Regions from separate parts of the Mus musculus genome. Here regions 1, 3, 4, 5, 6 and 7 are each linked to region 2. A link is a loop called in an ENCODE intact Hi-C map of the cell type or tissue named here. Cell type or tissue: left cerebral cortex. All regions are shown on one strand. Region 1 overlaps Fam78b (family with sequence similarity 78, member B). Region 2 holds the start of Fam78b (family with sequence similarity 78, member B). Region 3 has its middle 65 kb from the start of Gm33668. Region 4 overlaps Fam78b (family with sequence similarity 78, member B). Region 5 has its middle 12 kb from the start of Gm24182. Region 6 has its middle 60 kb from the start of Gm33404. Region 7 has its middle 3.6 kb from the start of Gm39694.

Region 1 (4,000 bases), 81 kb after region 2:
GCACATGCCACGAAAAGGCCTGAGTCTCCCAGATCTCAGCTTACAATACAGGCACACTACCTGGGACCTGGGGTCCTCCCTTGTTTCCAGCCAGAAACATTGTCATTGTCCTGGAGTCATTCACCCACAAATCAATTAGCCTAGAAATTAAAAACAATTGGGTCCAGACCCCTTTTGTTATAATGTCAAAAACAATGACTATTTCAGACTGCTTTCTATCTGTGACAGCTGTTTTGATATTGAACCCTTGATCTTTGTTCTCCGCTGCATGCCTACCACATCCTCAAGTCCTTGTTACGGCCCACAAGACAGGGGAGGCTGGAAGCTAGTCCCCTTTCTGCCATCCATACAATGAATCATTTTGGATCCTCCTCCATCACTCCCCCAACGAATACCTCAAAGGCCAAAGTCATGGTCTAAGAAACAATTCTGCATAGTAAAATAAAACAGCAATGCTTCATAAAAGATTTTACAAAAGGCTTGCACATACATTTTCTCGTCCACAGGAAATCTTATAAGAAGTGTCGTACAGTGGTGGTTGTGGTGTTATTGTCTCCATTTTACAAATAGCAAATCAAGACCAAAGAGGTTAAATGGAATATCCACAGGCACACAGACAGAAAAATGCCAAGAGCCAGGATTCAAACTGGGCCTTTTGGCTTAAACCCTCATGTTCTGCCTCTGTATCATGCTGGCCCTTAGTTTACCCCTTAGCACAAAAGAGAAGAAAGAAAAGGAGGAAAGCAAGTCACTGTCACCTGGCACAATCATGTAGTCCTCCCCTGCCTACCAAGTGGAGTCATTAAAAATGAGAGACTGAAAGCTGTTTTCTTCCTCAAAGAACCTTGTAATCCCCAGGGAGGTTGGCCCAGAAAAATGCCTGTCAGGGACGGTGGTGTGGGGGAGGTGGCTGTCATTTGTAATTAATGGAGTAAGAAAGCTGTTCCCCTGGTCTCTGAATCCCTTAAACACCACAAGTACAAAGACAGGCAGGAAGCATGCATCCTACAGCTGAGGTCCCAGCTGAGCACTGCCCTGCCACCCGCAGTCCCTCAATGCGCACACAGGAGCAACCCATGGGGTGGAGGCCGTGGAAACAATGGCTTTCCAAGGCCTTCTTGGCACATTGACTGTTCTTGTTAAGAGCAGAGGGCACAATTAAACATTGATAGAGTCAGCTCCCAACTGAGTTGAAAAAAAAAAAGAGAGAGATAAACACACACACATACACACACGTACACACATAGACAAAGACCTAAAACACACACACACACACACACACACACACACACACACACACACACACACACACACTTTCCAGGCTGAAAAGAAAATTAATCAAAAACCCAATGAATGCCTGAACTCTATAATTAAGCCTAAATGATCCTTAGATAGAACAGGAGCTGCGTGAACAAGCCCAGTGAGCAAGCACACAGATATTTTTACCGCAGAGTCTCACTGCCATTAATTTCTTTTGAGATCTTGAGTACATCTGGTCCCCATTTCCCTGGTAGGACATCTGCCTATAGAAGGCTTTCCAGAGAATTACCAGTTCAGTGACAGCCAAGGTTATCTGGCCATTCCCAGGCACTTTTATAGGAACTCCTGTGGGGAGATGTGGTCTCATCAGTCCCCAGGTCAGCCACACACTCTCCTATAACAGCCCATCACTAGCCTCAGTAGACATTGGAACGATCTCTGAAACGCTCTGGAGTGTCTCAACTAAGCCTTGCCTGACATGAGACATTGTCAGCTCTGTAGACACTCTGGACTCGAGCTAGTTAGTGAACCCTTGGGCACCATCAACTTGGAGAACCAAAGCCACATTCATCCTCTATGAAGGATCTGGGAAGGTTGGCGATCTCACGCCTCCCCCAGCATTAGCCAGCCGGCTGACAGAAGCCTATACCCAGGCAGAGACAGAAAAGGATGAAAAGGAGAATACCATGTGGTCTTTCAGGTAGCTAGAATTTCACAAGGTCTTTAGGAGGGGACAGGTGGCTGTGTGTCAAGGCCAGATGGAAAATCCCAGAACAACTTGCTGGGATGAAATAGCCACAAAATCCATCATCCCATAACAGTGGTATTTTCATCATTCTGTGCTAATGTAGCAGACACAGAGGGGAATATATGCATATATATGTATGTATGTGTTATGTATATATATGTATATATATATATATACACACATACATACACACACATATATTCAAACCTTTGCATGGGTCTCTACTGACCTGTCCATCCCTACAGTTTTGGCTAGGAACTTAAAATTTGACAGCCTCTTTACAGATTTGTCATCTTGAAGCAGATAAAAAGAGAAAGGAAGTAAGTACTTCTCCCTAAACTGCACATACACACACATCCCAGGCTATCTCACAATGATGGAGCTGTGATTGGTTATGGCCTCTCTGCATTGCCTGTAGTGAGTCCATTATCTATGGTCTCTCTTGGACCAGTTACATAGTTTTCTTTAAGCCTGCCCCAGTCCCTTTCCCATGCCTCAAACTGTTCCTTTCTCCCAACTGGGCCTGAGAGAACCTACCCAGATCTTCTTTCCAAGACATATGGGCAGAGAGCCACATGGCCAAGCACAGAGCCTCTTTTGCCTCTAGGCCCACATTTGTCTTTAGCTTTCCTAAAAAAAAAAATGTGGGTTGAGTCTTAAAACAGCTGAGTGCTGGTTCAGAAATACCTAGAGAAAGGACACACACACACACACACACAGTGGGGGAAAGAGCCAGAACACATAACAAGGCCCAGTGCCACATGACATTTGAGGTATGTGGACAGGTCTGTGAGATACTTAAATGATAGCATTATTGAATCGGGGGCTGGATAAGGGCCAGCATTAGCACCTGAGCAAGAAGGAGATAAAAAGAAGGACAAGATGTTTTGTCACTCAATAGGCCTAGGGCAAAGGTGAGCCAGGCAAGGCACCAGGATATCTAGAATTTAAAATTTAAGAAGATGCTCGCTCTTGGGTCTCTGCACTTGCATGTTTCTGTAAAAGTAAGCCTTTTGGGTGTTGGCCTGAGTACCTGGCTTGCCTCCTTGCTCTCTTCTCCATTTCTCATCTACCTCTGATTCTCTGCTTTCCACGCAAGAAGAGCCAAGCAGAGGAGGTCTCATGGGATATCTCCAAATAGCTCATTCTTCCAACAGGCCTTTCTATAGAGTGTCCTACAGACTTGACAAAACAGAGTCCCTTGCGCTCAGGGACAGTGCTCATAGGAAGCTGTAGGAGGCACTCACTCCCACTGGGTCATACATTGTGAGGAAGCCCAGGACTTCCTCAGGGTTTAGGGTCATCTCTCTCTATCTAGTACATGAACCAGGCTACCTTTTTACAGGAACTGTTCTGGCCCCTCTCTAGTCCCTAAGGGTAGATAAATGATAGGGCAAACCTTTTCTACCATGCTCTTCTAAAGAAAAGCACAGAGAAACCCTGCAGCCCCATCAGTATGTAACCAGCACTTAGGTGAAAGACACAGTGATTGTCTCCATCTGCTGTGTCCCCCCTTACCCCACCCTAGAAACCAATTAGAATATTCCACACAGATGTGATCCAATGAGATGATATTTGTAAAAAATAAAAATTTAAAAAAAAAAGAAAGCCAGGAAAGATAATACATGCACTTCTGACTGAGAACGATTTCATTAAACTGGGCTTTGAAAGCAAGATAGCCAATTAAATTATTTCTCACTCCACTCCCTCACGCACCAGAAACGACGGGAAGCTATTACTTCTAATTAATTAGAGAAAGAAAGACTGTGCATATGCATATGAGTTGAACAGAGACAGAGACACTTCCCCACCTGACTCTTCATGCTTGCATGTACACATGAACATGCACACAAGGACACACACCAGAAAACTAAGGACTGTCTCTCATTGACTCATGCCATGGATTTTCTTAAACAGGCACACACACACACACACACACACACACACACACACACACACACACACACACACACACAAATTCCTATTCCCAAG
Region 2 (4,000 bases):
GCTGGAGCTGATTCTCCAACATCTCTCCTCCCGCAGCCTCACCGTACCCCACTGTGGTTCCCTCTATACTCTGAACCGCGCCGCGCCCTCCCGGCCCCACCCATCCCAATAAGCAGGGTCCCGCTTCTACACCCCACTATCACCCGCGGGGCGCCACCTACCGGGGTCCCGGCCCCGCCCAACCCCACGTGCCGCGCCCCGCCCGGGAGCTAGCGGCCCTTTAAACACCCCCACCCTTGCACACTACCCCCCCCCCCGGACGGCAGCCGAAGAGGGACAAACTCATGGCGTACAGCCAGTCTCTTCCGCGGAGCTTGTCCCCCGTAGCCCTAGCCCGCTGGGCTCTCCGCCCGGGGCTACGGTCCCCTGGCGCCCCCCACACGCCCCCGCAGCCGGATGCGGGAGTGTGGGCGCTGTCCGGCTCCAGGGCGGGGCGGGAGGGAACACGGACTCCGCCGCCGCCGCCTGCCTCCGCCTGCCGCTCGGGCCGCCCGCTCGCCCGCCGCTGGGTGCGCTGCACGCGGGGGGCAGCCGCGGTGCAGCAGAGGTTCATGCAGCGGCGGCGGCGGCGGCGGCTGCTGCTGCTGCCGCCGCGGAAACAGACAAACCGGGCGCTGCCGCCGCCACCCTCCCGCAGCTCCATGCCGCCGCCGCCGCCTCCTCCTCCTCCTCTCCGGCGAAGGGCGGGGGGCTCCGGCCCGGGGTGGGCACCACTCCTCGCAGCGCCGCTCCCCTCCCTGCCCTCCGCCGGGGCACGGGAGCCGGAGAGAGCGCCCGCCGCCTCCTAGGAGCGCACGCTCCGCGCGCCCTTGCTGGAGCGAGGAGGCGGGCGTGGGCGGGCGTCGGGGCAGCCGCGACCCAGCGCGCGGAAAGGGGAGGGGGCTTCCCCGGAGGATGCCCCGCGGCGGCGGCTCCTCGCTCTTAGGCGCTAGCTGAGCTGGACCGGGAGCGAGCGGCGCGTCGCCATGCCGGCGTGACGGGTGCCCGCGGCTGCCCGCGCCGGGCCCCCGCGCTGCCCCACGCCGCGCCGCGCCGGCGCCGGGCGGCAGGATGGGCTGTATCCAAAGCATCACCTGCAAGGCGCGGATCCGGCGCGAGAACATCGTGGTGTACGATGTGTGCGCCACCATCGACCAGTGCCCCACGCGCATCGAGGAGACCTCGCCCATCGTCCTGCGCTACAAGACCCCTTACTTCAAAGCCTCGGCCCGTGTGGTCATGCCCCCCATCCCCCGCCACGAGACCTGGGTGGTGGGCTGGATCCAGGCATGCAACCAGATGGAGTTCTTCAACACCTACAGCGACCTGGGCATGTAAGCGACCGGCCACGCCACGCGGCGCGGGAGCGGGGTCCTGGCCCCTTTCTCCACTCTCCATTCTGAACCCCCTCCCCAACCCCTCTTACCGTTGCCCCCATCTCTTTCCGAACCTTCCTCCTGCCTCCCCACCCACCTCCCTCCTCCCTGCGCTTTTGTTTCAGTGACAGGGCGGGTGACGGGAGGCTCCTCGCGAAGGCATTTTCTCGTGCTTTGCTTCTGACTTCCTCGGAGAGGCGAGGAGAATAGTGAGGGGCAGGAAGAACGCGACTGGGAGGGTACAAGAGGCAAAGATAGGATGATTGGCGATTGTCGTGGGAGTTTGGGGGCGCAGTCTGTATTTGTGGGTCTCCCTGGGAAGTTTGGGGAGAGGAGTGGAGTCCCGGGGGCGCATGGGCTGTGTCGTGCGTCTTTTGGAGAAAATCAAGCTGGCTTGGAAGAGAAGGTCCAGGGTGTAGGAATGGGAGTTAGAGGTTCTGCCTTTGCTTCCCAGGCCAGCGAGCCTAAGGAGCATCTCTGCCTGGAATCTCCAGCTGGGCAGAAAGCCCCTCTAGCTATGCGCCCTGAGGACCAATTCTGGGGCGGTGGGGAGCTGGAAGGCACCGGATGCTCCCGGGCCAAGAGAAACTGGTGGCCTTGTGCTAGCCTGGTGTAACACGAGGTGTTTCTTAGGCTCAAGGAAAGGATGAGACACTTCATCTGTCTGGGGTCTTTACTTTTCAAAACTTTCCTAATTGCGGCGCTGGAAGGGATTCCCAGGCGCCCACCGCCTATCCAGTCGGCTGGCTGGGAGCTCTCCAACTTCCTTCAGCAGCGCCGGTTAGAGCGCGCTGAGGGTTTGGCAGCTGCGGTGCACCTAGATCGCCAGGGCTCTGCGGCCGCCAGGGGCGGACATCCTGCCCTGGAACCACACTAGCTTTGAGAGGTCGTGTTCTGGACTTTTTTATCTACTAGATTTTCATCTGCCCTCCCGTCCCCTTTCGGAACTAGACTCCGTGTACTTGGCCACTACATTTGGCTAGGAGACTTGGGGCCTGTATTCTACTTACTATTACAATGTCAGTCTAGAACACCCTAATTAGCTTGTAGCCTATAGGGAAACCCCTTTTCTGGAAATTCAACCTCATTTCATTTCTTAATCTAAAACTGTGGCACTCTCAAGGTTTCCTATTTAATATGGATGTGGGATGGGGGAGTTCTCATTTTAAAAGGTCAAAGCATCTTTTCAGCAGCAGTTTTGGGGCTTTTTTTCTTGCACCCCGGGAGCATGTAAGTTAACACTAGTCATAGGTGCTAAGAGGAATTTTGACAGATTGTTTTGTTTCCATTTAACTCCCAGAGTTTGCACTTTGCTTCTTAAGCATAAAAGCTCAGGAGAGAGAGAGAGAGAGAGAGAGAGAGAGAGAGAGAGAGAGAGATGCAAACCCAGCTTTGCAATATGCCTGTGCACACTGTGTTCTTGTCTTTCTGGAAATGAGAGAAATGGGGGACGTATTTTGGGTGAATCATGCCACCTAAAAAGACACACCCCGAAAAAAGTGGTTAGAATTGTGGGCTTGTTTGTTTGTTTGTTGGGGGCTTTTAGAAACTCATTCTTTTCGGCCAAGTAAGAAAGCCTGGCAGGGGAGGGTGTCTGTCTCATGATGGGGCAGTCTGGGGAGGGGGTTTCTTAACCTTGCTGGGCCAGTCACAAAGCCTGAAACCCCTAGGAAAGGAAGCCCCCCCGGGGGGGGCTGGGCAGAAGCAGCGCCCCACCCATCTTTCTCATGACTACACGGGAGAGCCCTCTGTGGCTTCAAGACCCTTGTAAATCAGTAAATACGAGATATATATATAGAGAGATGTAGATATAGATATTCCTTCCATAAAATATAAAACATTTTCTGCCAAAGGAGTCGGGTTGAGCTGTACACAGACACGATAGAACTTCCTTGTCTCTAGGGGAGGGTGTGTCCACTTTTGAACCAGTTTTCACAGGCATGAATTCCTAACAATATATTCTCCTGTTATACCTTACTGAGTTCTTGCATTGGAGGTTTGGAAAGATTTTGTTTGTTTCGTTTAACTGCTACTTTCAATATTTTAAGATTGCTGGTTCCCGTGTTGTTGGGGAAGGGAAGCGAGAATAGTCTCCAAGAAATCATAAATTGCATTATTATAGATCTGTATCCAGAGTCAATCTCCCTCTTTGTGGTTGTAATAATTGTTATGTGTTTAGGGCCACTTTGGAGCTTAGGTTTTTACTGAACCAGTTTCTACAGAATATTTATGCTCTGGAAAACTTTGCCAATATAAACTTTTTAATGGGAACTCATATTGCATAGAAGTCACGGCAGTCTATCCGTTGTTGTGTCTACTTTAGCCAGTACTGTGAGTGGCAGACACTGCAGCCTGGGTGTTCACGCCTGTGCAGTGTTCTCTTGAAGAAGCATGGTGCTGTGAGTTAGGTTACGAGGGTGACTTCTCAGTATTTTGGAAAGAACTGTACAAGACTAAATCCACATCTCAAACACCAAGAAGCTACTAGTTCCAGGATTGAAAGAGCATGTCTTTGTGGCTTAAATGTTGAATTTCCTGGAGTAGAGATGGGGTAGGCTTTTTTATTAGCGTTCAAAGAATTGGGTTTTATTATGGCATTTTTCTTTTTTTATGGTTTTTTTGATATTTTTTAATTGGGTATTTAT
Region 3 (4,000 bases), 180 kb after region 2:
ATATATATCAACGCCATTAAAAAGCAACCCTTTGCAGAGAAGTCGTCTCCCAGATGATCTGGGCTGCTGGTGTTGCTGCCTTCATTTTCATTGTTCCTACGCCCCTCAAAGACCATAGAGAGTGAAACAGTTTTGACGGGAGTTGAGGGGCATAATGCTAAATGCTGTTATAACTTCAATTGCCAATTGCATGAGATCCAGAGCCACCTGGGAAACGGAACTCTGGGGATCCCTGCTAAGGGTTATCTTGACTAGGGGGATCCTGAGCTGTAGAAAAGGGAGACCCTGGGCCGAACACAGGAGCAGTGTTTTAAATAAGAATGACTTCCACAGGCTCATATGTTTGCATATTTGGTCCCCAATTAGGAAGGATTAGGGAGTGTGGCCTTGTTGGAGGGGCGTGGCCTTGTTGGAGGGTGTGGCCTTGTTGGAGAAGGTGTGGCCTTGTTGGAGGGGTGTGACCTTGTTAGAGGAGGTATGTCACTGGCTTTGAGGTTTCAAAGATTCACACCATTTCCATTCTCTCTTTCTCTGCTTTCTACTTGTGGATTAAGATGTGAGCTCTCACCTGTTCCTGCAACCATGGCTTCTTCTACCATTATATACCCTAATTCTGGAAACCTAGAAGCCCAGTTAAATGCTTTCTTTCATAAGTTGCCTTGGTTGTGGTATTTTGTCACAGCAACAGAAAAGTAACTAAAAAAAAGAGGTATTCAGCCCTCTCTGCTTCCTGATTATGGGTATGGGATGGGCTCCTTCTTTAAGCCCCTGCTGTCTTGATTTCCCTGCCGTGGTGGACTGTACCTTGAATGGTGAGCTTCCTTTGTTGAGTCATTTTGCCAAGGTTTACTATCACTCCAATAGAACAAGAAACTATAACACCCAGGAAAGACAAGGAAAAGTCAACTATCCACATACCCATACTCTGAATCAGCCAACCACTGATAGGAAGTAGGGTGAGGGAACCATTTCTCTGTTAAATATGTATGGAATATTCATTGCATTGTTACATAAACAATACAATGTAATAACGGTTATGGCATATTTATATCTTATATTTATTCCTTATTCTAAGGAATCTAGAGCTGCTTTGAGTGTATAAAAGGATATACATGGATTCTATGCACATACTATGCCCTTTTATGTGAGGGACGTAAGCGTCTGTGGACTTGAGTATTTGTGGAGAATCCTGGAGCTCTTTCCTTGCAGATGGATGCCAAGGCATGACTGTATCCACATGTCAGAACAGGATTCTCCACTCTGAGCTGAGAGCATACAATATGGAGCTTGTCATTCTGGGGAATGACCAGAACTTCCTTCCATAGCTCAGAGATGGAGTCAGACAGCTGCCCCTCTTATCTGTCAGGAGATCTGCAGCTTACCAAATGTCTTCTCCCTCTTGATCTCAAATGTCATCAGCCCCCCCCCCCATGGCCATTATCTTTCTTCCAGAACAGTAACAATGAGCTCATAGGGCTGAGACTGGAAAAGAGAGGCACTCCATAGTCACACAGCTCTCAGAAGGCTCTGCAATTGCTCATTGTATTTCCTAGGTTGGGACAGGTTTCCTGCCATTCTCTAAGGTCCCCTTTCACTGTGAGAGGCTGTGCTAGGTGAGCTAGTGCCAGGGACCAGAGAGAGAGAGAGAGAGAGAGAGAGAGAGAGAGAGAGAGAGAGAGAGAGAGAGAGAACCAGGTAATGCCTTGAAGTTAAACTGGACAAAGGGTGGAAAACAAAAAGAGTAAAGAATGTAATAGGCCAGCCTCTCTGGTGGCTGTAGTTAGTACATCCCCATAATCAGTAGGCAATGGCTCTTTAGAGGCAGTGAGTAAAAAGACCAAGAAGCATCTGGAAAAAAAAAAATCAGCACATAACGAAGTGTAGTAAGATGGACCAGGGAGGCGCCCTAGTGGTAAAGTCTGTATCAGAAAAGTCTAAGTTCCGTCCGCAGCATCCACATAAATGCCATGGAGGCATGATGGCTCATCTATGATCCCAGCCCTCAGGATGTGGAAGCATAGGCTCGCTAGAACAAGCTGGCAAGCTCTCTGCTCAAGTGACAGGCCCTGTGCTAATAATATATAAGGTGGAATAAACGCATACACCATGCATACCACATACACATATACATACAAAAACAGAGAGATGTGGTAAGTTAACCTTAGATCTTGGTAAGTTCTTCTGGGTGTGTGTAGAGGCCATGTGAGTGTGTGCACATCTGTGTACAGGTGCACTCAGCTCTGTGCGCTCTCCACCAGAGTTTTCAGACAAGGTCTCTCACTGGACCTGAAAATCACCACTTCAGCAAGTTGGGCTGGCCAGGGAGCCTCCGGAATCTGTCCATCTCTACTCCCCCACAGCACTGGGCATAAATTAAGCAGAGGGGTGATATAACCTGATTTATGCTTTAGAAGGATAATCATGGCTGTTATGAAGAGTTCAGATTGGAAGAGTGGAAGCAGGAGGGCACGTTAAAATATTATGAATGGGCCTCAGTGCATTAAAAATTAATCTTAGGAGATGAAGTAAGGTTTATCCCATAAATATAAGACTAAGCCAACACTAAGAAATCCATGGGTATATTTTATCACAATTTTGAAATGACAAAAGCACATGGTTATCTCAGTAGGGAGAGCATAGGCATTTAATAAAATTCAAATGCATTCCAAGTAAACAACATTTTTAAATGTGAAAATAGACAGCTTGCTTCTCAACATGATAGAGAGATCATGTTTCCCACTGATATTATTTTTGGCTGTCAAGGGTTAGAGGCCTAATGCAAAGATGCCTGTCACTCCCATTATGCCTTATTGCTTTGTTTATGATGTTCTAGGCAATCCAATAGGACAAGAACCATAAATAAGAAGCATCTGCTTGGAGAGAAGGTAATGAGCCAGATTATTTTTCCTGAGGATCTAACCCTTGACATGAGGCTCTGTTGTGTTGTGTGACTCCTGTTCACCACTGTGCAGTTCCTGAAGCACGTTAGAGAGACACCTTTCCAAGGAGCAGAGACACTAATTCTCCTAGCTCTTAAGCTGGGAAGCTGAGATGTGGGAGTGAGTTCGTGCTTACAAAGCCTATGGGTCTTTTTATTAAATTTTTTAATTAATTTTTTAATTATTTTTGCGTACAGAAAACTTAGCAGTGAACACTTAACCAGTTTAGTGGTGAGTTCTTTAGCCTTTACTTTTTCCATCTTGATGTCTCTTAGTTGGGACATCTCCATTGCCAGCAGCTTTCTTCTCAGCATGGTCCAGTAGCCTTTGCTTCTTCTCTTGCTTTGTCTCTGAACTGTACTTGTGGGCAAGCTTACACAGCTACTTGGCTATTTGCAGTTCAGGGCATGGGTAAACTGGTTAATGACAGGAAGTGTTTTGAGCCCCTGTAAAGAAAGGATGGCTCTTTGCCACTGCAGCCTGATGTAATGGAGCCATTTGACAAAGTGTGAGATCTCTTTTGGGCTGGATGTCCTGCCCAATGCTGAAGTTCTTGGGCATTTTCTCAAAGAAAGGATTGACAACCTGTTTCTCCATGATGGCTGGAGCCGGGCCACCTTCTTCCCCCTTGGCCTTCTTTCCTTTGGGCATCTCGCTCGGCTGGAGGAGAAAGTCAAAGCCTATGTGCTTATGTAGTGCTACCAAAATGCAAAGAGATGAAGCCAAGGAGCCACTGCCAACTTGCACTATCTTTTTCTTGTCTTTTCTTGTCTTTTTTCTTTTCTTTCTTTTCTTTTTTCCTTTTTTTTTTTTTTGATTTGGTTGGTCTGTGTAGCCCTGGTTGTCCTGAAATTCACTCTGTAGACTAGGCAGACCTCTGTCTCAGAGATCCACCTGCCTCTCCCTCCTGAGTGCTGAAATTAAAGGCCTTTGTCACCACTGCCTGGCTCAACTTGCTTTGTTTCAGAGCTGTGGAAATTGCAGACCATGTCTGGGACCTAGAGCCCATTAGCAACTCAGTAGTCTTGGAGCTAGAGGGAGGTGATATCGTGGGCAGGGGC
Region 4 (4,000 bases), 52 kb after region 2:
TGGGAGCCATTTGGTTTATTCCTTGTGCTGGCTCTTGTTACTTAAAGAATTTGTGTACTTCATCTGAAAAATCACATAAAATGCTACTACTAAGGCAACCTAGGCTACACAGTGAGATCCAGGGTTAGCCACCACTAAGCAGCAAGAAAATCTGTTTGTTTTTTTTTTTTTTCCATTTTGTTTTGTCTTGGATGCTTAGAAAGTCCTTATAGGCTTAGGAAATAGCTCGGGTGGTAAAGAGACAGGTGGACTCTGTAGTAGTAATGGGTGAAGCCAGTGTGATGAGAGACCCAGCCTTAAAACACAAAAGTGGATATCAACTGAGAAATGCCACCCAAGGTTGATCTCTGACCTCTACATGCGTACACACATGCATGAGCATCCTTCACACACGTGCATACACATATGAACATGAAAATTAACTAATTGGTGCCTTTCAGCTGGGTAGAAGATCTGTATGTGGATAGGCAGCCTCCTAGGCAGGTCTGTGTTTGGTCTTCATGGCCTTTGTGGTTTGGAGAGTGACACTGCTGTGGGGTGACATCTTTCCCATCCCCCACCCCATCTTCCCACACCACACAGGACAGATCTGAGTAAAGGCCTCGTGTTTTCATAGCCGTGTCCATCCATATGCAGGTTTCAGTGGACAGAGACACCCATCACCAGCTGTCAGGATGTTCTGTGCAGAGAAGGGTAGGCAGAGAGAGGCAGGGCAGACAAGTCCTCCCCCAGTCCTTGCCGCCAGCTGGATGAGTACAGAACTGTTGACTTTCTAATGCCGCATACACAACCACCTAATTGGAACCTCGTTTATTAAATTCCTCTTTCAATGATCAACGATGTTTGGAATCCTAATTGTTATCCACACCCTCATGAAAATACATTTAGTTATGGACTTAATTACTGAGGTTTATAAAGCTTCAATGTTCTCTCGCCACACGTTTAATCTTTATAACTCAGCTGTGAGCCCTGTCTTAACACCTGAAGAAATTGGAGCAGTAACCTGGAAGCTGCATGGCAGAGAGAAAGGATTTCAACAGAGCCTTATCTCCCTGATGAGCGTGTCTCTGCCCTACGCCATGTTGTCTCCCACGAGTCTGGAAGTATGGAGGAAGCAGACCAGGGAAAGGGCTTCAAAGCAAGAACCTGCTTAAGGCAGATCCTGGCCAAGAGCAGTCAGTTTGGTCCAGAGCCCCTGGCGAGAGTCAGCTTGCCCATCTACTTAGCACTTCTAGCCCCTCGCCCTACCTCCCAAAAGAGGATGCCTAGGATCTAGGGGACACCGGCCACCATTAGGCTGAATGACCACCATCAGAGGAGGCTTTTCTGTATCTTCATTTACTTCATTGGAAACTGGTGGTTTAGAATCTCTCATATCTCTAACTTAACCATTTTAACAATGCACTTAGAATGGTCTTCCCAAGATTAGAGACACGAAGGTCCGATGGTTTAGATCCCAGCTGTAGCAGTTACTGATATGACTCTGGGTTGATATGATTATGTAATTTTACATAATCCTCGCAGGCCTCAGTTTCTACATCTGTAAAACGCCTGTGACCTGGACACATACCTCTGACAAGCGTTGATAAGGTGAAATGAGGTGATTGTTATATCGAGTGCTCAGCACACGACAGGCATGTAGGAAATGCTCACAGAATCCTGGGTGGTCCAGGGCCTGGCAGTCATCCCTGTGCACTCTGAGAACAGGAGTTTAGGCAACACCCACTTACTGCAGGCACTCCTTGAATAGTGGAGAAGGGAGTGGTGGGTGTGGGAAGCTAGTGTATGCTGTCTTTGCTATCAGCAGCGGCCAGCAGCCACAGCTTCATGGAGGTCCTTTCAGAAATCTGTCTCAGCCAAGGCCAGAGCACACTTGAAAGCACAGTCTGAGGGCACATGCCCTCTCGAGCTCCCAGGTTTCTCTCGGGTACTGCAGGGTTTTCACCTGAAACCCTCATCAGAGAATTCATAAATGGAGTGACATGGAGATCAGAAGAAAAGGAATGGTCTGGGCTTGTAGACCCTGCTAGGGACTCACATTTATCTGCCTTTTCCTCAACCATAGACTGCCTTGTGTCAGTCTATGCAGAGACCAGGCGTGTGGGCACAATTACAATCAAAATGTAATACACGACTAACAACAACACTAGTCTCTAATGAATCTATCCAAAAGATGGGAATGAATAAGCTGAAAGAGAAAGGCAGAAGCCCGGGAGAGCTGCACCCTAAGAATGGAGGCAGAAACAGCGGTGCCAGAGAAGCCTCTACCTGCCTTGAGAAGAGATTGCAAAATTATAGCCTGGGAGGCCAGGGTACTGAGTAATGTCTCCTGATGTTAATAAAGTCTTTGAGAGCCTGGATCGTGCAACCTATTGAACTTAATTTATATTCTCTTAGGCAAAATCAGCATGACCTGGATAGAAATTTAGCCAGAAAGTAATAAACCCCGGAGAGCCACAGGTTTATGAAGCACCCTCTCAGCAGCCGGGAGCCCTGCTCTCTACTCGCTGTGTTGTAAGTGTTATAGGAGACTAGATAATATTGGACATTTATTAAATGAATTTGATGTGCCAGGAATTGTGCTGTGAACCCTGAAGACCTGCACTCACCAGACACCCTCAGAAGCCCTCTGCAGGAAGACATTCCAGTCAGGTCTTTTTCTGTTATAAGATCTGTTCTTTGACCTTGGGAGTTTGAGTTTTCTTTCACTCAAGGTGGCCAAAAAGAAGTCATATTCCTGGTTACTTGTGAAGACATCAAGAGGCTTATCCCAGTTCTGCAACAGATCATTAGCCAGGCTGAGTCACAGTCCCTGTAGTCCACCTATGAGGTAGACAGCAATTCCAGCCTCGGCCGCAAAGAGGTCTGAACGCTACTGAGACTTCTAGGTTTCACTCCACACTTGGGGACATCATGTGTTTTACACCTCTCAGCCAGATACTCAAGCTTAGAAAGCAGAGGCCTACAGTTGGGGTGCAGAAAACAGATGGGAGTTCCAACTTCACACTGCCCTTACCACCCTTTCTGCCTCTCCTACGGACCTGGAGAGACTTCTCGCAAATTCCATGAATCTGGGGACTCTTTGAGACAGAAAACAGAAGCTGTTTCCCACCAGAGCCCATCCACCTGAACCACATAGCTGTTTCACCCTAGGGAGCTAGATAACAGGACCAGGTCTGGCCCAATGTTTCTAGAATGGTCAGGAGACTCTGGTATACAATGGTCTGTCTCTCTACTTGTCTCTTTCCCACAGAAGCCTCACATCTTCCACCCTATGAGTTTGTTTCTTAGAATTAGTGGTTCAGGGACTAGAGAGACAGCTGTTTGGCAAGGTGCCTGCAACATGAGCAGAAGGACCTGAATTCAGGTCCCCAGCACCCAGGTCAAAACTGAGCTGTAACCCTACCCCTAAGAGGAGGTGGAGACAAGTGGATCTCAGCGCTCACTGCCAAGCTGGTCTAGCCAATCAGTGCACTCTGGCTCAGTGATAGAGCCCGAATCAAAAATAAATAAATAAATAAGGTGGGGGGGAGAGAGAGAGAGAATATCCAACATCAACCTATATATATATATATCCTTACACATATGCACATTCCCACACATAAACCTAGACCAGTACTTCTCGACCTTTCTACTGCTGGTACCCACTGCTCCTCATGTTGCAGTGACCCTCAGCCACAACATTATTTTCATTGCTATGTATGACTGTAGTTTTGCTACTGTTATAAGTCATTTTGTGAATATCTGTGTTTTCCGATGGTCTTAGGCGACCCCTGTAAAAGGGTCACTCAACCTCCAAAGGGGCTGTGACCCACAGGTCACTGTACACACACACACACATATACAAAAAATGATAGTTCATACTTAATATTTCATTCATTGCACCTCCTGCATTCTTGTTCATATTTGTTGATGGGAACTTTTGAGATTTCTCTGACTCCTATAGAGATGTATAGGACATGGGACCATCCAAAGCTGGATGATATAGGGCCAGGATTAG
Region 5 (4,000 bases), 330 kb after region 2:
GTCAGTGAAGGTTGGTTAGAAGTCTAGGAGGAGGTAGGAAACCACCAGTGAGAGGAGAAAGAGGGATGGTGGTGGTGGGTGTGTGTGTAGGGTGGGGGCTGGAGGCGTATCAGGGAGGGTGGGTTTGGACAATGTATATTACACGTGTATGAAAATGCCATAGCAAGGCGGGCAGTGGTGGCGCACGCCTTTAATCTCAGCACTTGGGAGGCAGAGGCAGGTGGATTTCTGAGTTTGAGGACAACCTGGTCTACAAAGTGAGTTCCAGGACAGCCAGGGCTACACAGAGAAATCCTGTCTCGAAAAAACTAACAAAAATACCGTAACAAAACACATACTTTTGAATGCTAACTAAAGTGGTACAACATAAATTTCAGCCAGGCATGAGGGCCCACGCCTGTAATTTCAGCTCCTCCAAAAGGCTGAGAAGAGATTGGAAGTACCAGGCCTGCCTGGGCAACTTAGATCCTGAGTCAACAATACAAAGTTAACAATGGAAGAGTATTTGTCTATTTTCTGGGGTCTTTGGCTGGCCAACAATTTCCTTTAGGGAACTGTTGGACTTTCATTTTGCCATAGCCGGAAGCTGAGAGAACAGCTCGGAAGAAGGAAGGGCTGGTTGCGATTGTTGTGATTCATGTTTTCAGTTCACAGGTAGCCCTCTTCTTTCAGGGCCGTGACGAGATGTATATTACAGTAGAAGAACGTGGACCAGCAAAGCTATCTACAGTATGGTGTCTGAGAAGACAGGGAAGGGCTCCCAGCGACCCCACCTCCTGCTTTCACCCCTTCCCAATAAGCCCATTATATTAGGAATCTATCAGGGACTCCATCCATCAATGAAGGAGGAGCTACCAGGAGCCAGTCACTGCCCCAAAGCCTGTCAGCTGGCAGCCATATATCACCAACACTTGATCCTGTGAGGACATTTCACACTCAAACTTTGACAGGACACTTAGCCTCTCTTACTTCATAGGACACTAGAGGTGCTGTGATGGTTCTACTGACTGTCACCTTGATGCCATCTAAAATCATTCAGGAGACAAGCCTCCAGGCATGCCTGCAAGGGACTGCGTAGATTAGCTTCACTGACTTTTCGAAAGGCCAAACTGAAGGAAAAGGGGAAGGGAGCTGGTTTGGCTTGCTTTATTCTAGCTTCCTGGATGCAAGGGCCATGTGACCAGAGGCCTCAGGCCTCCGGTGCTGTGACTTCTCTGTCACAGTAGACTACATCCTTGACCACTTTACATAATCAGGGTACCAATCTTATCTCCAGTGACTGGGATCTAAGAAGGCAGGAAGAAAAGAATGAAGTTCTTGCTGTTTTATCTGGGTGTGTTCATGTGTTACTAGGGATCGGACCCAGGTTCTTGTACATGTTAGGCAGGTGCTGTGCCATTGATCTAGAAGGGTTGTGTTTTTTTTTTTCCTAGAAGATGCTTAATCTTTATCACTTTTTGGCTGTTTACTAGAAGAGATATTTCATGTTTTTAACACATACTCGAGTGCATGCATGCACCTCAGAGGTGATGGATGGTCATAAGCTTGACCCTGGTGATCCTATCCCTATCTATGGGCATCAGAGCACCCCACTCTACACCTTACATAAAACCAATGTCATAAAAAAGACATAGGTGCATGAGTGTGTTGCCTGTGTGTATGTCTGTGTGCATGTCTGTGTTGCCCTCGGAGGTCAGAAGGGGCTGTCTGTCGTCTGTAACTGGAGTTATAGACAACTGTGGGCCACCATGTAGGAGCTGGGAGTTAAACCTGAAGTAGTGAGTGCTTTTAATAGCCTGGCTATCTTTCCAGCCCCCAAACCAATTTGAAGCTACAGGAATAAAAAGGGAAATTCTATGTGTTTCCAAACCTCACTCTTCATAAAGCTTCCTCCTTTCTGATACTGATGCACAGTCTACCCACTGTTTCCTTCCTCCTTGGCATTTATTTCCTTTGCTGCTCTTTTTTTTTTCCCCCCCGGGGGAACCTGGAGTCCTTACTTTATTTCCTCCCTATGTAGAGTTATCTGCAAATCATTTTTCCTGTATTTTGTCCAATTTTATGGTTCCTTAAAGCAGAAAAACTGGCTCCAGCTTTCTCTGAAAGAACATGAAGTCTCCCGCGGCTGAGACCAAAGGACATGGAGCAAAGTGGATCCTAGAGCGCCACCCAGTGGCTCTGACGGGAACTTTATATTGCCTGGGTTCTCTCGGATCTTTCCTAGCAACTCCCCTAGCAACCCATGAGTCAGTCCCTTGGATGCACTGAAGATTTTACCACCTGGAGTATTTTTGCCCTGTTTTTCTTATTCTGCCACCATTTCCGGTTCCTATAATATTTGTTCGTTGGTCAGTCCATTATAAATAGCTGCCACTTAGCAAGGTCACAATGCCAGATATTTTAACATCTTTCACAGTTCCTTACAAATGTGTATCACTTCCTCTTAACACACAAGTGAAAACTCGGTGAAGGGACTAAGCATCACATTCAAATTCATTTGTTAACGGACAGAATCGAGATTTTCCTCTTTTCATTACATCATCGACAGCAGTGGTTCTCAACCTTCCTAAGGCTGTGACCTTTAACACAGTTCCTCAGGTCGTGGTGACCCCCAACCATAACATTATCTCACTGCTACTTCATAACTAACTTTGCTGTTATGAAAAGTAACATAAGTATCTGGTATGCAGGCTATCTGATACGTGACCCCCGAAGGGGTCAAGACCCTCAGCTTGACAACCGCTGACCTAAGGAGTCCTTAGGGAAGCAATGCTCCCTTCCAGGTCATTCCAACAATTACTTCCCAGAAACTGATCTAATCACTAGCTAAGACTTTGCATTATTGAATACAGAAGTCTCGGAACACCAGCTCCCATGCCCTGTAAATCTGCTTTTCTAAACTGTGCACGCCTTTAATCCCAGCACTTGGGAGGCAGAGGCAGGTGGATTTCTGAGTTCAAGGCCAGCCTGGTCTAACAGAGTGAGTTCCAGGACAGCCAGGGCTACACAGAGAAACCCTGTCTCGAAACAAACAAACAGGGGCTGGTGAGATGGCTCAGTGGGTAAGAGCACCCGACTGCTCTTCCGAAGGTCCAGAGTTCAAATCCCAGCAACCACATGGTGGCTCACAACCATCCGTAACGAGATCTGACACCCTCTTCTGGAGTGTCTGAAGACAGCTACAGTGTACTTTACATATATTAATAAAATAAATCTTTAAAAACAAACAAACAAACACCCAAAAACAAAAAAACAAAAACAAGCCGGGTGTGGTGGTGCACGCTTTAATCCCAGCACTCGGAAGGCAGAGGCAGGTGGATTTCTGAGTTCTAGGCCAGCCTGGTCTACACAGTGAGTTCTAGGACAGCCAGGGCTATACAGAGAAACCCTGTCTTGAAAAACAAACAAACAAACAAACAAAACAAACAAACAAAAAAAACCTGCTTTTCTACTAGCTGGAATCTACAACTTCAATCCTTCCCATATTTCCTTTTGCTGTTTTCTGCCAACCATAGTAAAGCTAATTCAGGTACACACTGAAAAAGGCCTTCTCAGCTATTGTGCCGAGTAGGCTTCGGGTGTGTTTGTATAAAATCACTCTGCATGCTTAGTGTTAGTATAAAAGATCATAGCTGATGGTGTTCGTGGTAGAGCACTTGCCTAGCATTGACAGGGCTCTGCATTGAACCCTCAGTACTGTGAAAAAGAAAAAAGAGTCTGTTGTAAATACGGATTCAAAGAGACTTCCCAATTACATCATTATAAGCTAGACTATAGGGGCTGGACAGATGGCTCAGCAGTTAAGAGCACTTTCAGAGGACCTAGGTTCAATTCCCAGTAACAGCTGTTTGTAACTCCAGTTCCGGGGATTCGGTTCTCTTTTCTGGCATCCATGGGCACTGCATGAATCTGGCTCACAGACATACATGCTGGCAAAACACCCAATACACATTGTTTTAGTCACTGTTCTATTGCTGTGAAGCGACACCATGACCAAGGC
Region 6 (4,000 bases), 210 kb before region 2:
TTGTACTGACCACATTCAACGCTGTAAGGAAACAAACTGCAGACCCGTGTGTACTTAGGAACCTGAAAGCAAATGCAACAACAAAGCAAAAGTCATTCCCAGTGATAGCTAGCATAGAGATCCAGCATGAGCAAGTGGGACTTAATTCCAAGACTGTAAATCTACCGATTTATAAAATCCAAACAACATGACCTCCACTTCTATCGGGGGACAAGGCCCTATAGGTGATAATGGGACACAGTGGGGCACATGAGTGGTATCAGGATCACCGAACTTCTGTTCCCAATAGAGGTCATTTATATTAATTATGTTTCTCATTGTTGTAACCAAACACCCGACAGAAGCAAATTAAAGAAGGAAGGGTATTTTGGGCTCATGGTTTAAGAAGGGATACAGTCTACCACAGAGGGTAGGCAGGGAAGTGGGCACACGAGGCAGATGGTCACATTGCATCTGAGTCAGGAAGCAGAGAGCTGACAGGAAGTAGAGCTCAGACAGAAACCTCAAGGTTCATCTCCAGCAGCCCACGTCCTGCAGTGAGGCTCTGCCTCTTCAAGGTTCCATAACCTTCTGAAATAGAGTCTCCCATTTGGCACACTTCTCTTGAACCCACAGCCCACGGTGATCTCACAGAACTGCACTGGTAGCCTTTTCTGGTTGTTGTTGAACATAATCACTCAAGAAATTCTTAGGAGCTATCTCTGGAGAGCTGGACACAGTTGTGGGTATAATGCTGCCTAGAGAAGAGACACAACAATACCTCCCACAGCCTCCTGGGAAAGATCCAGTCTCAGGCCTCAATCCAGATCAACAGAACCAACACCAGCTCAGAAAAGGACAAGCAAAAAAAATTTTTTTTTCTGAAGAACTTAGCCAACATAGAAGCTTTCTTTAGCGGATAATGCACTTATACAAACATCTGATGACCCCTTTCTTTCTAAAGTGACACTGAGACCTGGGGACTGGCTGTTCTTCTCTTGACAAGAGGTCCTGTTACAACAATCCCCTAGAACTGAATCACAGACTGGTACAGGCCTGCCAAGAATCCTGACTCACCAGCCAAATGGTACTCCAAGGACACCCAAGGACATGGCTGGAGCTGCAGCCACCTGTGAAGCAAACTGAGAACCAAAAGGCTGCCCAGACCCAGGCTCGGTCTGTGGGATGTTTGCTGGGAAGGTCAGCCAGATCTCAGTTCCACCCTCCTCACCTCTTATGTCTTTAGTGGCTAGTTTTAGTTCTCAAAGCTAACTAGAACACCAAATTCCTTTCACTAAGACTCAGACTAAGACACAGACTTAAAAGAATGAGGAAAACCTGCCTTTATGGGAACTTTGGAAAATTAAAAGAACTGAACAGCAGTCAGAATTGCAAAGCTGGTAATATATATTTTATAAGGGTTAACTTTCTCATACTTCCTTTTATAGAGCAAGAGATATTTGAATTCCTCTTCTAGTCAAAGAGGGAAAGTAAGCCTTGAACCTCCAAATTTACTCAACAATCAGATCAGCTCAACCCGAAATCTCACAAATTCCATCTTAGACCTGTCAAGGTCACATATGCCCATTGTCAACACAAGTTAGTTCTCAGTAGCCTGCCCTCCTGGAATCCCGAACCATGTCAGTCAGGCATTTAGCCCAGGACACCATGAGCAGCTTGGATGCTGTGTACACTTAAGTTTCTACCCATCTTGGGGTGTGGGGAATCGATTCAACTCTTCAGCTGTGTCACATCACATGGTCCCTGGTAAAATGTTTCACCAACGAGTTTAGTGTAGAAGGCAAGACGAGCTTAGCAAAGCTTTTAGTTATACTACGCACTTGATGCTGTATTAACTGCTCCTGAAGTCAAGACAGAGGATACAGTCCCCGAACAGTTGTCTCCATCCCTAGTCAAGTTAATTCCATCTTTTTTTCCTGTTTTCTTCAAAGGCCTTATGCACTAACCCTTTCCCTGTGGCTGTTTACCCATCAGAAGCCTCACTCAGCAGAGGAGGAGCCCTCTTGTGGCCAAGATGGTATCTTATTTGTCCGTAGAGGCCCAGATCCCAGCATGGTGCCTGTCACGTAGACTCAATAAATGTTGAACGAATGGGCAACGTCCTGCTATGTGAATGAGAATATTCTCCAGTAAGTGTGCCGTCCTAACGATCTTCTCTGAGGGCATTGGCCTGCTGTTTCCCCGTGGTGTTAGAAATGGAGAAGGCTGACTGAATAATTCCACGGCTTCCTTCTGAGCTCTTCCCTTAGACACAGACCACTGTCAGGTTGCTAATACTGTTTCCCTGGGCCCACCACGAAGGATGCCGAGCCTTATCACTCTAAGGTGTTTGCTTCACGTAGCAACTTGCTTTTTAATGAGCTTGTTTATCTCACCATCTCGGATGTTAATGTGGTCGGGAGGGAAGCATGCTGATTGACTATTACCAAGCAAAGTGGAAAGCCTCCAGGGAGAGCATCAGCTACAAGCTATGTGCTAACAATTATTCAATAACCAAATTTTCTTAAAAGAGAGAGAGAGAGAGAGAGAGAGAAACAACACAAGAAGAAGTTGGAAAAAGCACAAAATGAGCCACAGAAAAATAGGACAAGTTTGAAAGTTGCTCACATATCCAACTCTCAGCTTCTAGCTGGAGCCTGCTGGACTGTAAAGTGACTTCTGGCACGTCTACTTTACAGAGAGAAAATAATCCTAGGCATAAAGAAAGGTAGGTTTAAGGCCCACTGCTCCATCTTTCTCAATCTTTCCTTTTCTGATTTGCTTTCATGGTAGCAGTCTGGTTGTTGACATCTGGCATTTTCTTACAGGACAGCTCCAGCTCGTTGCTCTGTATTTGCAAACTTCCCCCCAGCCCCCTCTAGATGAGTTCTCTACTCTGTGATATGATGTGACCATAGGCTGGTCTCATTGTCAGCCTAGCCTAGGCTGCTTTCCTTCTGCCTTCTACTGGACTCAGCTTCTCCTGTCCGGTGCCGCTACAGTACCAAGTCCCATCACAGAAACTTCATGCTTCGAGGGCAGTCACTGCTGCCAGAGTTCCTTCCTCTCAATTGTCCCTAATAACATTGTCTTTCTCCCAAAGTCTTTGAGATTATAACTGCCTCTCTCTATGGCTAAACTCTGTGTGCCTCCATACATCTTATCTGTTGTTTTAACCTTGTTCACACTTCTGTAGTTTTTAAATTCACATTTCTTAATTTGCACTACCTATTTGGTATAGGTTATTTATGCAAATATTATGCAAATAATATACATCAAATCAGCAGTGACACCTAGCTGTCACTTTTCATTTCCTAGTTCTCTATAGGTTTTGGTAGCTTACCCCATCCTTCCATCAACATGTTTGGGCCTCCACTGTAATCAAATCCTTATCCACAATGTATAATTAAGGAAAGTGTGACTCTGAAGCTAAGCCACTTATCCAAAGGTATTTAGACATCTAATTACTTTTTCCTAAGGAAAAACAACTTCATGCAAAAATAACACAAACATACTCTGAAACAGGAAGAAACTTTAAATTCTCCTTAGGGAGGTGAGGAAAGACAAGAACAAAGCAAAAATTAAAAAAAAAATGTGTGTGTGGAGTGGATGGGTGGACTGATCTCAGAGAGAAGCCAGGCCATTTCTCTATGGCAGGCACCTACTAGAAAGACTGTGTGCCTGTAGGTTCAGTAGTTTGGAGAAACTGTCTCAGATAGTGATGCACATTTGTCTGGCTGTCTTATTTGAAGCAAGCACAGCAACTGGAGGGAGTGAGAGATTGGAGAGAAAGGGGGTGGGCTGGCATTCATCCATCTCAAAGGCGGGGGAGGTGAATTTCTCCATTTAGAAAACACAGTTGGATGACATGACATGGCCAGGGTAGAACAGTCCTTCAAGGCTTGTGGTCGGAAAGCAATTGAAGATGCCCAGAAGTCTTATTTGCAAACATGCATCCCTGTCTTTCATCCTCGCTCAGCTCCTCTCGGGCAAATGGAGCATTTGTTTCAATCTCAGGGCA
Region 7 (4,000 bases), 570 kb before region 2:
AAGTTATATATTTTCAAATAGCCCATTTTTGAGCTCATTAGATGGTCTTCTGTTTATTTGAGTCTGATAATGACGCTGTATATAATATTTTACATTCAATTTTAAGTACTTTTCTGCTTGAAGATTTGATTTTAAAAATTTGCTATCTGTTGTCTCTGATGAATTTATGAATTTTATTTTCATTTTCTTTCTTAAGATTTATTTATTTTATTTTATATGTATGAGTGTTTTGTCTGCACATATGTATGTGCACCACATGTGCCAGAGGCCAGAAGGTGGAAAGCTTATTCAAAAAGACAGCAGAAAAGTCCTCCAGTAGAGAGGAGAATGCAACCACCCATGTGGTGCCTATGGAAATCAGAACCTGCCCAGCACCAGGTATTGAGGAAAATAGCGATGGTAGCATTAGCGGATTTCAGGGGCAAAAACTGAGTTTTTCGAGGACTAAAATTGTTTACTTATAATAATATTTGCCGTTCTTAACTCTTTGCTTTTCTAGGATGAAAAGCCATTGGCTTCTGGTAATAAACTCTTGCTGGCATCATCAGGGAATTAAGAGGAAAAAAGGCTTAAGAAAAAATGCTGCTCAGGAGGCTCCTGCTGGCTAGGCAAGAGGCTTGCAGCTTGGTAACCCTTCATGAACCATAGAGAAAAGAAAATAAAGAAAGGGAGAACTCAAGCACACACACACACACCCTGCTCCGGCCATACCACCCATCTCATCAACTCTACAAGTGCTTATGCATATTTATACACACACACACACACACACACACACACACACACGTATGTAGGGACAAACAGACATACATATATACATTTGGTGAATGGGGCAGAGCCCCCAAGCCATACTTTAATTCTTCTCTCTGGCTTTCTTATACTTTCTTATACCTTTGTAGGCAATTTTTAAAAAAATTACCTCATAGATGAAATGTTACACAAAAGGGGCGTTACAGAAGGATGTTGGTGTTATCAGTTCAAAGCAGAGTTTCATTCTATAAGCTCATTGTAAGTTCAAAACAACAGTTTCACATGGCCTGGTGACAACTGTGACTTCATCCTTAGACCTGGCCTAAATGAATGTTTTTCCTTGGTCATAAATCTGTCCCAATCTTTTCTGCTTTCTTATTCTAGTGCAATCAGCCTGTAACACATAAAGGTTTACAGAGCCCTATTTGCAGCTCTTCAGAGAGTCAGAAGTTACTTGTGTAAATTTAGGAATTCCATAAACCTAGTATCAGGAACTATAAAAATTTCAGTTTGTCAACACAGCACTATTACGTGATAAGATATCTTTATTGAACTGCAGGGAATCTGCCCAACAGGGTAGGCTAATACCCAGGAATCATTAGGCTATGTAATAGTGACAGGAAAGGCATACCAGCAGGAAGAAGAAATCCTGGGATAAAAATCTCTGAAGATCCTGCAAATCAGAGCTTACCCATTGCAGCTGTGCAAAGCAGTGGGCCATCTCCAGAAAACCTACTTGTTTGTCTTTAGCCTTTCCTCAATGACTTCTGGCAGTTGAGTTCGAGGCCAGCCTGGTCTACAGAATGAGCTCCAGGACAGCCAGGGCTACACAGAGAAACCCTGTCTTGAAAAACAAAAATAAAAAAAAACAAACAAAAAACCCACCCCCCCCACAAAACCCAAACAAACAAACAAACAAAAAACAAAAAACAACCAAAACAAACAAACAAAAAGACCCAGCCATTTTAAATTCTCTGTCAAAGAGTTTGCACATATCCATTGCTTTCTGGTCAGTTTTTGATGCCTTATCTTTTAGGTAGGGTAATGGTCCTTTGAGCTGAATAGAAGCACCTATTATTGGACAGATTAGAAGTTTATTCCAGACTTCACTCTGTGGCTTTATTTGTGGCTATATTATATGGGCTGATATGTGGTGTGGTATGTGGTGTGGTGTGGTGTGGTGTGGTGTGGTGTGTGTGTGTGTGTGTGTGTGTGTGTGTGTGTGTGTGTGTGTGTGTGTTTGTATAATTGTGTGTGTGTCCTGAGCCTAGTCTGGTCTTACTCTAACACTAGAGGGTGTGTTCAGTATAGATTTCCTAGAGCCATGGTTGGTATATTATCAATATTTCAGCACTAGAGGGCACCCCAAAACTATATTTGCAGCAATCAGCAGTTGAAGCTGTTTTTCAGGATGGAATGGGTGTTAAAGCAATTTTTACTTTTTGATTTAGACATTTTTAAAGAGGATGTTTCTGTGCTGCCAAGATGGCTCCGATGGCTCTCACTGCCAAACCTGAGCACCTGAGTTCCACGCTGGGACCACGTGGTGGAAGGAGGGAGCCTGCTCCCTGAGGTTGTCCTCTGGTCTCCACATACACAGACACACAGACACACAGACACACAGACACACACACACACACACACACACACACACACACACACACACACACACAAAGAGAGAGAGAGAACAAATGAATATAAAAAATAAAATAAAGAGATTTTCAAATATTAAATATTAATAATTAATATTTCAGATTAAAAAGTGATGACTTTATTTCCAACCCAAATATCAGAAAATTCAACGTGAGTAACCCGTCTGATGAGAGAGAGCAGCTGATCACTGAGGCAGCTTCTTTGAAACAAGATCTTCAGACGATTGTGAATGGCTCTCAGTCTAAGAATACGGACACTTCTTAACCATTCGTTTCTGCATTAAAACACTCTTACTTGTGCAGTGTTGTTTTGAGACACCCACGAGATACTGTTACTCTTCACAATTCTTGTAAACAGCAAAAAGAGCGTGCTGCTAAGCCAGATCTGTCGGACTTACACATGGCTGTGGCTCTTGTAGAGGCGGAGGCTTCAGTCTCAATGACCCGAGTAACAGACTGCCAGGGAAGGCGGGAGACTTGAAGAGGGAGTGGCTGCATCTCACAGCCACACTGCACAGAGGCTATTATTATCATTTACTGACAGGAAAGGGAAACAGAAATAGGAAGTAAGGGATCTGGGCCACTGTTGGTAAGATTAGATTTTTTATTTCCAAAGGCAAGTTTTTTTTTTTTTTCCTTCCCCTTCCTATTTTTAGTTAGAATTGGCACATCATGGCTTGCATTTGGGGTGACTCAGTAGGTGGTTCTTAAGTCCTCTTGTCTCTGATCCTTGTACTATCATCTTAAATTTGCCGAGCCATTTTAGGCTCTTGGACATTGCCCAGAAATGTAAAGTGCTGAGGAGATGCAGGTTGCAACGTCTCTATTCCGTCTGCGCAGAGTCTCCCCCACACTGATACTGGCAAGTCAGATGGACAAGCGCTTTGATGAGTCAGGACACCTTGATATCTTTTTAACTCTTACAACTTTTGCTGTTTTATAAATGAGAAAGCTGACATTAAGGTAGATTAAGCAGTTTCCCTGTGGTAATACCAAATAGTAAGAGGCAGATGTGGTCCTGACATCCAGCCACCTGGCCCCAGTGCCTCTTCAGCAGATTCGACTTTCTCTGGAGGGCGAGGAGCTCTGCCCCTGGTGTCTATTCGGTCTTCCCATACCTTTTCTAAGTTTATACATCGGAGAAAGGTGCCTTAGAAAACAAAGAAGACACAGGACCATGACCGGAGCCACGTGCCATACAGAGCAAGGGAGGGCTGAGGGCTGAGAGCTTCCTCTGCTCTCCAAACAAAGGCTGAGTGTGGGAGACAGATGAAAAATTCACAGTAAAAAGGAAGGCAGTGATAGTGAAACTCTATTTCTTACTTGTTATTTTTTTAATTGGATATTTTATTTATTTACATTTCAAATGTTATCCCCTTTCCCAGTTTCCCCTCTGAAACCCCCCTATACCATCCTCCCTCCCCCTATTCCACCCACCCACTCCTGCCTCCCTACCTTGGCCTTCCCCTACACTGGGCCATCCAGCCTTCCCAAGACCAAGGGCCTCTCCTCCCATTGATGTCTGACAAGTCCGTCTTCTGCTACATATGAAGCTGGAGCCATGGGTCTCTTCATGTGTACTCTTTGGTTGGTGGCTT

What was found. A loop is a pair of places that touch in the nucleus more often than their neighbours do. Peaks named below come from ENCODE experiments on the same cell type or tissue, not always from the same donor. Only the 100,000 strongest peaks of a DNase experiment are listed, where the experiment ranks them.
Region 1: it touches region 2 in a loop (2.4-fold over the local background); 2 of 42 quality-filtered maps call a loop at or near these places.
Region 3: it touches region 2 in a loop (2.2-fold over the local background); 3 of 42 quality-filtered maps call a loop at or near these places.
Region 4: it touches region 2 in a loop (2.2-fold over the local background); 7 of 42 quality-filtered maps call a loop at or near these places.
Region 5: a loop joins it to region 2, with 4 times the contacts of the local background. A loop is called at or near these places in 7 of 42 quality-filtered maps.
Region 6: it touches region 2 in a loop (4-fold over the local background); 13 of 42 quality-filtered maps call a loop at or near these places.
Region 7: it touches region 2 in a loop (2.3-fold over the local background); 3 of 42 quality-filtered maps call a loop at or near these places.

What each region holds. Positions count from the first base shown.
Region 1 is chr1:167,081,927-167,085,926 of GRCm38, forward strand. All of the region lies in intron 2 of Fam78b (family with sequence similarity 78, member B), which reads left to right. All of the region lies in intron 4 of Gm33610 (a long non-coding RNA gene), which reads right to left. Among named protein-coding and RNA genes, the nearest start is that of Gm33610, 21 kb to the right of the region's middle. In left cerebral cortex, no CTCF peak of the experiment used is centred here; DNase peaks (open chromatin) are centred at 1,526, 1,811 and 2,598; H3K27ac peaks cover 1,084 bases.
Region 2 is chr1:167,000,516-167,004,515 of GRCm38, forward strand. Fam78b (family with sequence similarity 78, member B) reads left to right here and starts at 902. Exons shown (of 3, transcript NM_175461.4): 1 at 902-1,313. The coding sequence starts at 1,051. In left cerebral cortex, CTCF peaks have their summits at 150 (motif pointing left) and 2,201; DNase peaks (open chromatin) are centred at 282, 465, 735, 1,162 and 4 more places; H3K4me3 peaks cover 3,028 bases; H3K27ac peaks cover 2,147 bases.
Region 3 is chr1:167,182,799-167,186,798 of GRCm38, forward strand. No RefSeq gene overlaps it. Among named protein-coding and RNA genes, the nearest start is that of Gm33668, 65 kb to the left of the region's middle. In left cerebral cortex, a CTCF peak has its summit at 1,917; a DNase peak (open chromatin) is centred at 1,917.
Region 4 is chr1:167,052,511-167,056,510 of GRCm38, forward strand. The region is part of intron 1 of Fam78b (family with sequence similarity 78, member B); the gene reads left to right. Among named protein-coding and RNA genes, the nearest start is that of Gm33610, 51 kb to the right of the region's middle. In left cerebral cortex, no CTCF peak of the experiment used is centred here; a DNase peak (open chromatin) is centred at 1,737.
Region 5 is chr1:167,335,448-167,339,447 of GRCm38, forward strand. No RefSeq gene overlaps it. Among named protein-coding and RNA genes, the nearest start is that of Gm24182, 12 kb to the right of the region's middle. In left cerebral cortex, a CTCF peak has its summit at 2,176 (motif pointing left); a DNase peak (open chromatin) is centred at 2,176.
Region 6 is chr1:166,792,806-166,796,805 of GRCm38, forward strand. No RefSeq gene overlaps it. Among named protein-coding and RNA genes, the nearest start is that of Gm33404, 60 kb to the right of the region's middle. In left cerebral cortex, a CTCF peak has its summit at 2,003 (motif pointing left); DNase peaks (open chromatin) are centred at 495, 731, 1,008, 2,014 and 3 more places; H3K27ac peaks cover 748 bases.
Region 7 is chr1:166,427,084-166,431,083 of GRCm38, forward strand. No RefSeq gene overlaps it. Among named protein-coding and RNA genes, the nearest start is that of Gm39694, 3.6 kb to the right of the region's middle. In left cerebral cortex, a CTCF peak has its summit at 2,113 (motif pointing right); DNase peaks (open chromatin) are centred at 2,153, 2,886, 3,119 and 3,562; H3K4me3 peaks cover 410 bases.